Linked DNA regions of Homo sapiens: region 1 is linked to region 2. A link is an interaction called in ENCODE POLR2A ChIA-PET data of the cell type or tissue named here. Cell type or tissue: HCT116. All regions are shown on one strand. Each heading gives the region's core, and the rest is flanking DNA. Links, peaks and the distances in the headings are about the cores only.

Region 1 (9,680 bases), core at 2,974-6,973, 140 kb after region 2:
AGCATAAGAGAAGCAGTTGTATGGAGGTGTTGGCCTCTTGGCTCAACTGTGAAAAGCAGCCCAGGGGCAACAAATTTGAATCAAAGCAGCTGGATTTAGTAAAAGGCTATTACTTTACCCAGTGCCCTCAAGGACTGAAAGTGCTTTAATATCCATAAACCCCCCGGACTCTCCTCCCAAGGCCCTACTCTCCAAAACCACGTCCTCCAGAGGGAGTTGAGTGGCCAAGGGTGGGGCCAAGACTCCACATAGATCCAGGGGCTCATTCCATGATGCTCTCATTTCCTAGAGTCCTCCAGGTGTACAGGGAATTGTTTCACTGACAGACAGGCCAGGATATCTCATAAGCTTCTTGGGCACAAGTTGGAGTGGTATGGGTGGAATTCCAGCACAATTAGGCATATCGTGGTTGGGTGAACACAACCATACAAGGGGGAGAGGTCTCTACCAGTGGCCTGTGCAGTCCTGCCATGTTCTTTCCTGGTCAATGTTTTAAATGATAACTTGGAATACTACTAAATACAGCCGGGCGCAGTGGCTCACGCCTGTAATCCCAGCACTTTGGGAGGCTGAGGTGGGTGGATCACTTGAGGTCAGGAGTTCAAGACCAGCCTGGCCAACATAGTGAAACCCCATCTCTACTAAAAATACAAAAAATTAGCCAGGCATAGTGGCAGGCACCTGTAATCCCAGCTACTCGGGAGGCTGAGGCAGGAGAATCGCTTGTACCCGGGAGGTGGAGGTTGCACAGAGCCAAGATCGCACCACCACTGTACTCCAGCGTGGGCAACAGAGTGAGACTCTGTCTCAAAAACAAAACAAAAAAACAGGCGGGGCACAGTGGCTCATGCCTGTAATCCCAGCACTTTGGGAGGCCGAGGCAAGCGGATCATGAGGTCAGGAGATGGAGACCATCCTGGCCAACATGGTGAAACCCCATCTCTATTAAAAATACAAAAATTACCTGAGCGTGGTGGTGCGTGTCTGGAATCCCAGCTACTCAGGAGGCTGAGGCAGGAGAATCGCTTAAAACCAGGGAGTCGGAGGTTGCAGTGAGCTGAGATCGCGCCACTGCACTCTAGCCTGGCAACAGTGAGACTAGGTCTCAAAAAGGAAAAAAAAAAGACTTTTACTAAATACTGTATTATTATATGCATATTTCACAAGGCTCTGAGAAATACCCAGTACTTTGAGTAACAGACGTATAGTTCAAAGAGATCTCAGAGACTGGAATAATAGAATATGACACCCAAAGGATATATCTCAACAGGAATAAGTAAACAAAATCAAGCAATCCATACAATACGTTTAGCAGCCCTTCGTCCTTACCACAGCACTTTAAGTTAGCCGGGCAAGCATACATTTGGCTGGTTGGGTAACAGCCGAATTCTCATATGTTAAGTCTGGAGGGAATTAGAAGTGTTGATTTAGCAGCTCTGCTCTGTGGAAGATGGCATCTCTGTGATTCTCTTGGCTTGTATCCCACGGTCATAAGGTAGCTGCTGCGGCTCCAGCCATTCCTACATTCACAGGTAGAGGTAGGGGAAGAACGACTGCTAAGGCCGGGCGCGGTGGCTCATGCCTGTAATCCCGGCACTTTGGGAGGCCGAGGCGGGTGGATCACGAGGTCAGGAGATCGAGATCATCCTGGCCAACGTGGTGAAACCCTGTCTCTAATAAAAATACAAAAAAATTAGCTGGGCATAGTGGCGGCCGCCTATAGTTCCAGCTACTTGGGAGGCTGAGGCAGGAGAATGGCATGAACCTAAGAGGCAGAGCTTGCAGTGAGCCGAGATCATGCCACTGCACTCCAGCCTGGGCTACTGAGTGAGACTCCATCTCCAAATAAAAAAAAGAACAACTGCTAGCCGCAATGATCTCTTCTATCTCAAATGCAAAAGCTTCCCCTGGCAAGCTGGAAGTCAACTCACATTTGTACATCATTGACTAGAAATCTGTCACATGGCTACTCATAGCTATAAGGGAGACGGAAAATATGAGCATTTAGATTTCTTTTCAGTCTATAGTGAAGTTTGGAAAACGACAAGTGAGTTAAAGGTATCGTATTCCATTTCACATTTGGAGAAAACATAGGGTTGAGAGAAGTTAAATATTTGCCCCAATATCGTATAGTTAATAGGCTGGATACAGGTTTGAATCCAGGACTATCTTTCTCCCAGTTTCACTGCATATTTCGCACAGTGCTGCCTTCCAGGATTAATATCACAGGAGGAAACTTGACAGGGACATCCTGGAACATCTTTTGAGTGGAAGAACCCATTACATAAATGCAGGATGAAGAAAAAATTTCATTTGAAAAAGATGTGGAAATTTAGCTTGCCACAAACTTAATAGAAGCCAAAACTGAAGAGAGGATGCATCCAGAGAAGTGTCCAGATGGAGACAACTGAGCCACAGATGTGATAGTCAGCCCTAGGGGAATATGGTGCTCTGTTCTGGGGCGATTCCTCAAGAAGAAAGTTGACCATCTACAGACACCTGGAGAGGACAGAACTTTTTTGGGAGGGTAGGCGGCCTGCCTAAAAACCTTGTCACCCAAGAGGAGAGTGAAGCACCAGGGGATTGTAGCCTGGGGGAGGGGTCATCCAACAACACAACTGTCTTCGTTTTCAAATATCTTAAGGGCTGTAAGATGAACCAGAATGTATGTTGTCCCAGAGGCCAGAATGAGAACTGATGGGCAGAACTCTCCGGTAAGATTTTGGCTGAACATAAAGGAAACCCCTTTAAACCAGGGCTGTCCAGCAGAGAAAATGCTCCCCATGAGTGGAGGGCCCCAGGACATAGAGGGGACTCCAGGAAAAGCTACAGAGAAGATGTTGCTGATTCCTGCACCCATGGGAACTTGATGCCCTCCATCTCTAGGAGCTTATAAAAATGTGAGTCTGCAAGCAAATACCCAGGAAAAGCAGCTCTCTCCCCCTCTATATTCATTTACGGGGTGGGCGTGAGGGAAGGACCGCTAGTAAAAATTAAGTAATAGGAACAGTGAACATTTTTATGGGAAACCCCAAAATATTTCAAAATAATATTTTATCTCTGAAATTGTTGCTTTTTTTTTTTTAATATTCGATGCCATGGTTGGGCTCTTTAAGATGCAAGGAAGAGAGCATTCAAAGCCTTAAATGAGCTTGGTGGAAGGATATTCATCATCTCAACAGCTATACCACCACTCAGGAGTTTCTGCACTTTCTAAGCTGAATTCTGCAGAGACCCGAGACAGTAGTTCATGGGAGTCCTGCATATGGCATCTGCCCCAGCATCTCCACTTCTCTTTGCATCTCACAGGCAAGCTCCTTTAGCAGGAAGGATCTAAGTAGGTAGTTTGTCTCCAACCAATAAGACGCAGCCTTATTGGCACCCCTTGGCAGAACACTACCAATCCCTGGTCCAATTGCCTGTGGCCAGGGAACAGCACTGATGTTCGGGATGCTCCACAGCCTTCCAAGCACAAAAATGTAGGCAGAAAGAACGCCCTGGTGCCGAGACCAGCTCGGTTGGGGAGACCCTAACCCAGTGGCACTAGAGGAATTAAAGACACATACACAGAAATATAGAGGTGTGAAACGGGAAATCAGGGGTCTCACAGCCTTCAGAGCTGACAGCCACGAACAGAGATTTACCCACGTATTTATTAACAGCAAGCCAGTCATTAGCATTGTTTCTATAGATATTAAATTAACTAAAAGTATCCCTTATGGGAAACCAAGGGATGGGCCGAATTAAAGGAATAGGTTGGGCTAATTAACTGCAGCAGGAGCATGTCCTTAAGGCACAGATCGCTCATGCTATTGTTTGTGGTGTAAGGAACACCTTTAAGCGGTTTTCCACCCTGGGCAGGCCAGGTGTTCCTTGCCCTTATTCTGGTAAACCCACAACCTTCCAGCATGGGCGTTATGGCCATCATGAACATGTCACAGTGCTGCAGAGATTTTGTTTATGGCCAGTTTTGGGGACAGTTTATGGCCAGATTTTGGAGGGCTTGTTCCCAACACCCTGGGACACATTTCTGGTTCAAGCTGACGGGCTCAAGTACTGCCTGGGACGGCCATTCTGACTGAGCTCACAAGGTAGTGTTTGTTTGTTTGTTTTGAGACAGAGTTTTGCTCTTGTTGCCCAGGCTGGAGTGCAATGGCAGGATCTTGGCTCGTCGCAACCTCCACCTCCCGGGTTCAAGCGATTCTCCTGCCTCAGCCTCTGGAGTAGCTGGGATTACAGGCATCTGTCACCACACTCGGCTAATTTTGTATTTTTAATAGATACGGGGTTTCTCCATGTTGGTCAGGCTGGTCTTGAACTCCTGACCTCAGGTGATCCACCTACCTTGGCCTCCCAAAGTGCTGGGATTACAAGTGTGAGCCACCGCACCCGGCCTGTTTTTTGTTTTTGTTTTTGTTTTCAGACGGAGTCTCGCTCTGTTGAGCAGGCTGGAGTGCAGTGGCGCTATCTCGGCTCACTGCAAGCTCCGCCTCCCGGGTTCACGCCATTCTCCTGCCTCAGCCTCCAGAGTAGCTGGGACTACAGATGCCCACCACCACGCCTGGCTAATTTTTTGTATTTTTAGTAGAGATGGGGTTTCACCATGTTAGCCAGGATGGCCTTGATCTCCTGACCTCATGATCCACCCGCCTCGGCCTCCCAAAGTGCTGGGATTACAGGCGTGAGCCACTGCGCCAGCCCCACATGGTAGTTTTGATACCCCAAGGGGCTTTGGTGTCTCAGAGTAAATAGCCCTGACATTCTTGTCAAACAGCACCTGATGAGAGCTGTTTTTCTTAATCATTCTCCTTAAATTGACCACACTCCAAAAGAGGTAAGACTGTGTGTGGGGCTTTTTGAGAAAGAGAGGTTACCAAGAGGGTCTGTGAGCCATAGAAAGTCAAGTGGCAGAGTCAGCTACAGGTTCACCATTCCCAAGCCAGGCATCATTAGAGTCTAAGGACTTTATTCCACCAATCTGAGCTCTCTCCTGTCCCCTTCAGCCATGATTTGAACCCACCCAGGGATAAGGGACCCCGGGGTGGCTTCCACCCTACCCACCTTCAGTCTTTAGGCCGCTTTGGTGAGGCCTCAGCATCTAATGTAATTGTCTTCACTCAAGTCTTGGCCATCAGACCCCTGGAGAGCTAATTTGATTTCTTTCCTTTTAAATTAGATTTCCCCAAACCATCTGCTTCCACTGTGGAAATGCAGGCAGGATCAGCTTTTTTTTTTTTTTTTTTTTTTTCAGACGGAGTCTTGCTCTGTCGCCCAGGCTGGAGTGCAGTAGCATGATCTCAGCTCACTGCAACCTCTGCCTCCTAGGTTCAAGCCATTCTCCTGCCTCAGCCTCCTGAGCAGCTGAGATTACAGACGCATGCCACCACACCCGTCTAATTTTTTGTATTTTTAGTAGAGACAGGTTTTCACCGTGTTCCCCAGGCTGGTCTCAAGCTCCCGAGCTCAGGCAATCCACCCGCCTCGGCCTCCCAAAGTGCTAGGATTACAGGCGTGAGCCACCATGCCTGGTGAGGATCAGCTCTTATTCCAGTATAGAATCTCCACTACTCTGCAAGGAGTCGAGGACCCAGAGCTGACCTGGCCAAGCAAGGCAGTGTGTGACCCAGTGAGGCTAACACACCCGGCAAGGACAGGCAGCGGTGCTCATAGACCTCAGCATAGTTTGGGCTGAACAACTGATCCTCTGTACCACACTGGGAGCTGGGGAGGCATGGGGATCATTCTCTATTCTTAACATATGGAGAAACAGGGCCAAAGAAAAGGGTCACTGATGCCGGGACCACAAAGCTCCAGCCAGCCTGGAGAAGAGCATGGTTACAGTAGAAAGCACAGAGACATGGGAAATAGACCTATGTACAACTTATGTCTCAGACACTCGACTAGCGTGTCTTCGGCCTCAGTTTCCTCATATAAATTGGAGCTAATAAAACATATCAGGCCAGAGCCAGGCGTGGTGGCTCACGCCTGTAATCCCAGCACTTTGGGAGGCCAAGGCAGGTGGATCACGAGGTCAGGAGATCGAGACCATCCTGGCTAATATGGTGAAACCCTGTCTCTACTAAAAATACACAAAATTATCTGGGCATGATGGTGGGTGCCTGTAGTCCCAGCTACTTGGGAGGCTGAGGCAGGAGAATCACTTGAACCCAGGAGGTGGAAGTTGTGGTGAGCTGAGATTATACCACTACACTCCAGCCTGGGCAACAGAGTGAGACTCTGTCCCAGAAAAAAAAAAAAAAAAAAAAAAAGAGAGACAGTAGAGATCATATACCTGAGTAGGTGCTGGGTTCATCTGCAGATCAGTTATGCACCTCCTGAGCCTTCTTGCTGTGGCAATGCTGGGTGGCCGTGGCTTCCATGAACTCCCATGAGGAGTTGGGGTTGCTCAGTGGGATGCGGGCCAGAGTCACGATGCTGACATGAGATGATACAACTTTGATTAAGGTTTATGGTAAAGTCACAGCTTTGTTTAAGACTGCACTAAAACTGATGACATTTCCGAAGCTTCTGACCAAAAATGTGGAGCACATAAAAGAAAGTCAGTTAAGGTTAAGAAGCATTAGAGCCGGGCACAGCGGCTCACACCTGTAATCCCAACATTTTTTTAAATTTTTATTTATTTATTTATTTTTTTGAGATGGAGTCTCACTCTGTCACCCTGGAGTGCAGTGGCACAATCTTGGCTCACCACAACCTCTGCCTCCCGGGTTCAAGCAATTCTCCTGCCTCAGTCTCCTGAGTAGCTGGGATTACAGTCATGCGCCACTACGCCCGGCTAATTTTTTGTATTTTTAGTAGAGACACGGTTTTGCCATGTTGACCAGGCTTGTCTCGAACTCCTGACCTCAAGTGATCCACCCACCTCAGCCCAAAGTGCTGGTATTATAGATATAAGCCACTGCACTCGACCCTGATCCACTTTTCTTAATCTTTTCTTAAAAGAGTTATCAGTGATGAAGAAAATGAGCAGGAGAATGAAGATGAAATGCAAAGACAGTATTCAGCAAATTAAAGTTAGGAATCCCCTGAATCTCTTGGAAACAAGAGAGCTGGTTTCCTGAGTATTTGCTTGGAGATCCACATTTCTCTAAGCTCTTGGAGATGGAAAGCACATAGGAGTTCAAGTCCCCATCAGTGCTGGAATCAGCAACACTTTATCTCTAGCTTCTCCGGGAGCCCTCACTGGCATGGATACCTCTCCATCACAATCCCCTGATGTTGAAAGAGACTCAGGGGAACTTCTAACTCTTCTGCCATGCACCCTGCCCCAGCCAGACCTAGAAAAACCTAGACCCAAATTCAGTGGCCACCACCATTTTATATCAGGCTGCCCTTCATTTCCTTCTGGACCAGCACGGAGTCCCCCATCACCTCCCATGTTCCCAGATCCTCCTGCAGATACCAAAGTGTTGGAAGGTGTAATAGGCGTTTGGTCACGAATGACATCTTGACCACTCTCTGGGTTTAAAGCAAATACAGAGGAGGAGGGTAATAGCACTTCAGTTATTTCAAATCTCTCTCTCCCAAGGAGAGGAGTATGTTTTCGGCCCTGGCTGACACAAGCAAATGTTTCATCATTTTCTCTATAATAAGAGTTAGCTATTATATCTAGTATAATTTATATCTCCTTACAATTGTAGTAGGTTGGAAATTGTTGAATAACCAATGTATAAACACAGTCTAGCCAAGAAAACAGAATCCAAAACAGGTAATTCATCAGAGAGAATTTAATATAGGAAACTGGTTAAGCAAGTATTGAAAAACCACTAAGAGAACAAAGAAGTAATGCAGAAATCATAGCCAGGGAAAACAGCTGGCAGCCCTAGGGCTGCGGAACAGAAGGAAGAGATGGGATTATCAGATTCTAGAAGCCCAGAGGAGGGGCTCTGCAGAGTTGGGGCTCAGACCTTGAGGAGGGGGCATGTCCCAGCTGTTGCTGGTGACTCTGGGGGCTGTGGAGAGGCGACTCTTAAAACTTTCCTGAGGTGAGCAAGCAAGAAAGGAAAAGCTGGCCACCTCCTCTTCCCCACAGCCTGGCTTCTCCCAGCAGAGGGAAAGCTGTCATAACTTGAATATAATCGGAATCTTTGACAGTTACCTACAATTGAGCATCATCATTCTAGAATTAAGACTGTGTTTTGCAGCTTGAAGTCACTATGGGACTTCACCCTAAAAGGGATCAAGAAAGTCTGAGACTGGTCACATATCTATCTTGAGCCAGGGAACAACTACCCCTACTGACCACAATTTAGGAAAAACGTGAGACAGAAGAAAGGTGCTTTAAGATCGCAACCCACAAACCCTGCTTGTTCCACCTACCAGATGCAAATACAACATGCTTGGCACATAGGAAACACAAAATACACGGCATTTTTCCTATGGAATCCTATTGACTGAAATGTAAGAGTGTTGAACTCCACCTCACCAAAAGATTACAAAATCCTCGGGTTCCAGTTGTGCCAGGAGCAGGGTTGTCCGAAAGTGACTCTGAGCTGGGTTGCATGCACGGAGAGCTCATTGGGATCCAGGATTCCCCTTCTCTGAGTGGGAGGAGCCACCCCAAGCTCAGCTTCCCACAACTAGTAGCTTAACAGGGAATTGCAGCATTCCCTGGTCCAGGAGTCTCCGGGGCCTGGGCTTGTTCCGGCAGCTGTCACCAGTTAGCACTTAAATCCAGACTGCCTGGCCCCAAGCAGTCTGTGGGTCCTTCCCTTAATAAGGCTACTTTCATTATTTGCCCTGCAAATAAATGCCAGGGTCCCTTCTCTGGAACATGACAACTCTGTCTTGCCGAGCCTTGCTGGACCTGTAAATTTTCCCTTCTCTTACTCCACCTCCTCGGAAATAAATAAAAGGTCTTCTTTTACCCATGCCATTGGACATCGTGGGATTCATCCTCATCCCTGATGCTTTACAGGTGGGGACCCAGATAGAGCCCGTCTTGCACAACGGTTCCAAGTTAACTCCAGGGAACACGTGACAAGGGTAGATTGACTCAGACACACAGGGCCCCTATATTTGGGTCTTCTCTTTCTACCCAAATTTATAGACCTCTTCACACCAAATGCAGACCCTACCCCAACTGGATCTCCTTTGAATCAGCTTTTTTTTTTTCGAGATAGAGTCTCGCCCTGTAACCCAGGCTGGAGTGCAGTGGCGCGATCTCGACTTACCGAAACCTCCGCCTCCCAGGTTCAAGCAATTCTTGTGCCTCAGCCTCCCAAGTAGCTGGAATTACAGGCGCCTGCCATGACATCTGGCTAATTTTTGTATTTTTAGTAGAGACAGGGTTTCGCCACGTTGGCCAGGCTGGTCTTGAACTCCTGACTTCAGGTGATCTACCCGCCTCAGCCTCTCAAAGTGCTGGGATTACATGCGTGAGCCACTGAGCCAGGCCTGAATCAGCTCTTTACCTTAACACATACTGTGCCCACCACCACCCACCTAGAGTCCCTCCCTCTCTTCCTCATGAGGTCCTTCCTTCCCTCCAAGGCCCAGCTCAGAGCCTCCTCAACCCATCATCAGACCTTGTGGCAGAGACCTCTTGCTGATCGTCAGAGGCCCTGCCCCCTTTATGGAGGGTGCAGTCAGTGCTGGAAGGGGCTGCCCAGCCAGTCTCCCTGCATCTGCAAGGGATAATGGGACCACTTCTTGCTGGT
Region 2 (4,000 bases), core at 1-4,000:
TATTCACTATAGGCAAAACGTGGAAGCAATCTAAGTGTCTACTGATGGATAAATGGATAAGCAAAGTACGTACGGTCTGTATGCACAATGAAATTTTTTTTCTTTTCCTCAAATTCCTCTGATACAATGGAATATTATTCATCCTTAAAAAGGAAGAAAATTCTGACATACACCACAACATGAATGAACCTTGAGGACATTATGCAAAGTGAAATAAGCCAGCCACAAAAAGACAAATGCTGTATGATTCCACTTATATGAGATACTTAGAGTAGTCAAAATCATAGACAGAAAGTAAAATGATGGTTTCCAGGAGCCCAGAGGGAAGAATGGGAAGTTATTGTGTAATGAATATAAAGTTTCAGTTCTGCAAGATGAAAAGAGTTCTGGAGATGGATGGTGGTGATGGTTGTACAACTACATGAATGTACCTGATACCACTGAACTATATACATAAAAATGGTTAAGATAATAAATTTTGGCCAGGCGCGGTGGCTCACGCCTGTAATCCCAGCACTTTGGGAGGCTAAGCGGAGGCGGATCACCTGAGGTCAGGAGTTCAAGAGCAGCCTGGCCAACATGGTGAAACCCCGTCTCTACTAAAAATACAAAAATTAGCTGGACATAGTAGCGGACACCTGTAATCCCAGCTACTAGGGAAGCTGAGACTGGAGAATTGCTTCAGCCCGGGAGGCGGAGGTTGGAGTGAGCTGAGATCACACCATTGCACTGCAGCCTGGGCAACAAGAGTGAAACTCCGACTCAAAAAAAAAAAAAAAAAAAAAAAAGATAGTAAATTTTATGTTACATGTATCATAGCACAATAAAAAATGCGGCGGGGTGTAGAAATCTATACACAAATGTTTACACTGGCTTTGTTCATAATTTTCCATAATTGGAAACAACAAAGCATCCTTCAACTGGTGAATGGGTAAACAAATTGTGGTAACTACTCCTTAGCAATAAATAGGAACAAACTACTGATACATGCACCAATATGGATTAACCTCTCACGGACCATGTTAAATGAAAGAAGCCAGACTTACAAGACTAAATACTGCAAATAGGGTATGATTACAGTCATATGAATTTTGGAAATATCAAGACTACAGAAACAGATAAAAGATCAGTGGCCACCAGGAGCTAGGAGTTGGGGGAAGATTTGACTACAAAGGAGCATGGTGATTTTGAGGGTGACAAAACTGTTCTATAGTTTGATTGTGGTGGTTACATGACTCTACGCTTTTGCGAAAACTCAGAGAACTGTATGTGAAAGGGTGAATTTTACTGTCTGTAAATTAACCTCAATAAATCTGACTTTTGAAAGAACAATAATAAAATAGAGCCATGTGGTGCTTCCATGACACACATCTGAAACAAAATCACATAGAAAGGTTGAAAGAATGGAAAAAGATACATCAAACAAACACTAACCAAAAGAAAGGTGGAATAGCTATACTAATATCAGACAGATTGAAGGCAAAAAGCACTGGTAAAAATGAGAGTCATTACATTAAAGGAACAATTCCCTAGAAAGATTCAATATATATATATATATATTTTTTGAGACGGAGTCTCACTCTGTCGCCCAGGCTGGAGTGCAGTGGTGCGATTTCAGCTCACTGCAAGCTCCGCCTCCAAGGTTCATGCCATTCTCCTGCCTCAGCTTCCCGAGTAGCTGGGACTACAGGCACCTGCCACCACACCTGGCTCATTTTTTGTATTTTTAGTAGAGACGGGGTTTCACCGTGGTAGCCAGGATAGTCTCCATCTCCTGACCTCATGATCCGCCCACTTCGGCCTCCCAAAGTGCTGGGATGACAGGCTTGAGCCACCGCACCCAGCCGAAAGATTCAGTATTTCTAAACACTAATAACAAAGGCTCAAGATATACAAAGCAGGCCAGGCACGGTGACTCACGCCTGTAATCCCAGCACTTTGGGAGGCAGAGGCGGAGAGATCACTTGAGGTCAGGAGTTCAAGACTAGCCTGGCCAACATGCTGAAACCTCATCTCTACTAAAAATACAAAAATTAGCCAGGCGTGGTGACACCTGGATGTAGTCCCAGCTACTCAGGAGGCTGAGGTAGAAGAATCGCTTGAATCTGGGAGGTGGAGGCTGTAGTGAGCTGAGATCTCACCACTGCAATCCGGCCTGGGTGACAGAGCAAGACTCTGTCTTTAAAAAAAAAAAAAAAGAAAGAAAGAAAGAAAGAAATATATACACACACACACACACACACACACACACACACAAAGCAAAATTTGACAGAATTACATGAAGAAAGTGACAAATTCACCACCATTATAGAAAAATTTAGCTCTTTTAGTAATGGGTCATTAATAAGCAGACAAGAAGTAGTACACATACAGAAGATCTGGAAAACACAATTAAAAAGCTTAATTCAAGAAGTATAGGTAGAGTCCTGCACCAATCAGAGAATACATTATTTTTGGGCATACATAGAACACTTGTAAAAAAAAAAAAAAAGGCTGCAAACAAGTCTACAATTTTTTAACTAGGCCACAATTTTTTAACCAAATTTAGAAATCAATTTAGTTACAAATAGGTAACTTTAAAAACTTCAGGCCAGGTACAGTGGCTCACACCTGTAAGCCCAGCACTTTGGGAGGCCGAGGGGGGCAGATCACGAGGTCAGGAGTTGGAGACCACCCTGGCTAACACAGTGAAACCCTGTCTCTACTAAAAATACAAAAAATTAGCCAGGCATGGTGGCGGGTGCCTGTAGTCCCAGCTACTCGGAAGGCTGAGGCAGGAGAATGGCGTGAACCCAGGAGGCAGAGCTTGCAGTGAGCCGAGATCGCGCCACTGCACTCCAGCCTGGGTGACAGAGCGAGACTCCGTCTCAAAAAAAAAAAAAAAAAAATTCAAACTTTTGAATTTGTAAATGTATATAGGTTCAGAAAGAGCTCAAAATGGAAGTTAGAAAATTTAAAACATGAAATATGTTACATATCAAAATTGGTACAGCTGGGCACAGTAACACACACCTATAATTCCACTAGGAAGGCTGAGGCAAGAGGATTCCTTGAGCCCAAGAGTTCAAGATCAGTTTGGGCAACTTAGCAAGACCTTATCTCTAAATACACACACACAGAGACACACAGACACACACACACACGTGTATATATATACATATATATACACACACATATATAATTACATATATACACACATATACAGTATATATACATATTTACACAAACACACACACATATATAGAGTGCAACTAAAGTGATATTTAGAGGGAAATTTATAGCCCTAAATGTACATATCAGACAATAAAATCAGTGCTGGAGAAAACCAAAAAATAAACTATCATGCTATTTTCCAATATGGTACATTCCAATGAAAGGAAGAGTCAATTGTTTCTCTGCATGTTTACTCTCTAATCAGAAAGTGGTTGGGTCATAAGGAAGAAAGATAACATATGTAAGTGTTTAGCTTTGGCAAGGGAACATCACTAATTGAATGTTTATGTAATTGAAATTAAAGAAGATTGAAATATTCATCTTTAGTGTTTTCTTTTTTTTTTGAGACGGAGTCTCGCTCTGTCGCCCAGGCTGGAGTGAAGCGGCACGATCACTGCTCACTGCAAGTTCTCCCTCCCGGGTTCACGCCATTCTCCTGTCTCAGCCTCCCAAGTAGCTGGAACTACAGGCACCCGCCACCACGCCTGGCTAATTTTCTGTATTTTTAGTAGAGACATGGTTTCACCATGTTAGCCAGGATGGTCTCAATCTCCTGACCTCATGATCCGCCTGCCTCGGCCTCCCAAAATGCTGGGATTACAGGGGTAAGCCACTGCGCCCAGCCTAGTGTTTTCACATTATCCATATTACTTTCTATTGCTCGTGAACACACACATGCACACACACATAAACTGGCCTTTTTGGATGGTGTGGAGGACCGACCACTCCATAGATTTTATCCACTCCACTGTAGTGGGCTGAGGAGGATCGACTCAAACTACCCAGC

What was found. Peaks named below come from ENCODE experiments on the same cell type or tissue, not always from the same donor. Only the 100,000 strongest peaks of a DNase experiment are listed, where the experiment ranks them.
Region 1: POLR2A ChIA-PET joins it to region 2 with 6 read pairs; 3 of 35 experiments call an interaction of 5 or more read pairs at or near these places.

The regions. Positions count from the first base shown.
Region 1 is chr12:6,241,931-6,251,610 of GRCh38, forward strand. LOC105369625 (a long non-coding RNA gene) reads right to left here. Exons shown (of 5, transcript XR_001748979.2): 3 at 6,293-6,435. Among named protein-coding and RNA genes, the nearest start is that of CD9, 46 kb to the left of the region's middle. RefSeq lists an enhancer at 1-293. In HCT116, for the core only: no CTCF peak of the experiment used is centred there; no DNase peak of the experiment used is centred there.
Region 2 is chr12:6,106,112-6,110,111 of GRCh38, forward strand. All of the region lies in intron 5 of VWF (von Willebrand factor), which reads right to left. Among named protein-coding and RNA genes, the nearest start is that of VWF, 17 kb to the right of the region's middle. In HCT116, for the core only: no CTCF peak of the experiment used is centred there; a DNase peak (open chromatin) is centred at 1,860; H3K4me3 peaks cover 892 bases; H3K27ac peaks cover 487 bases.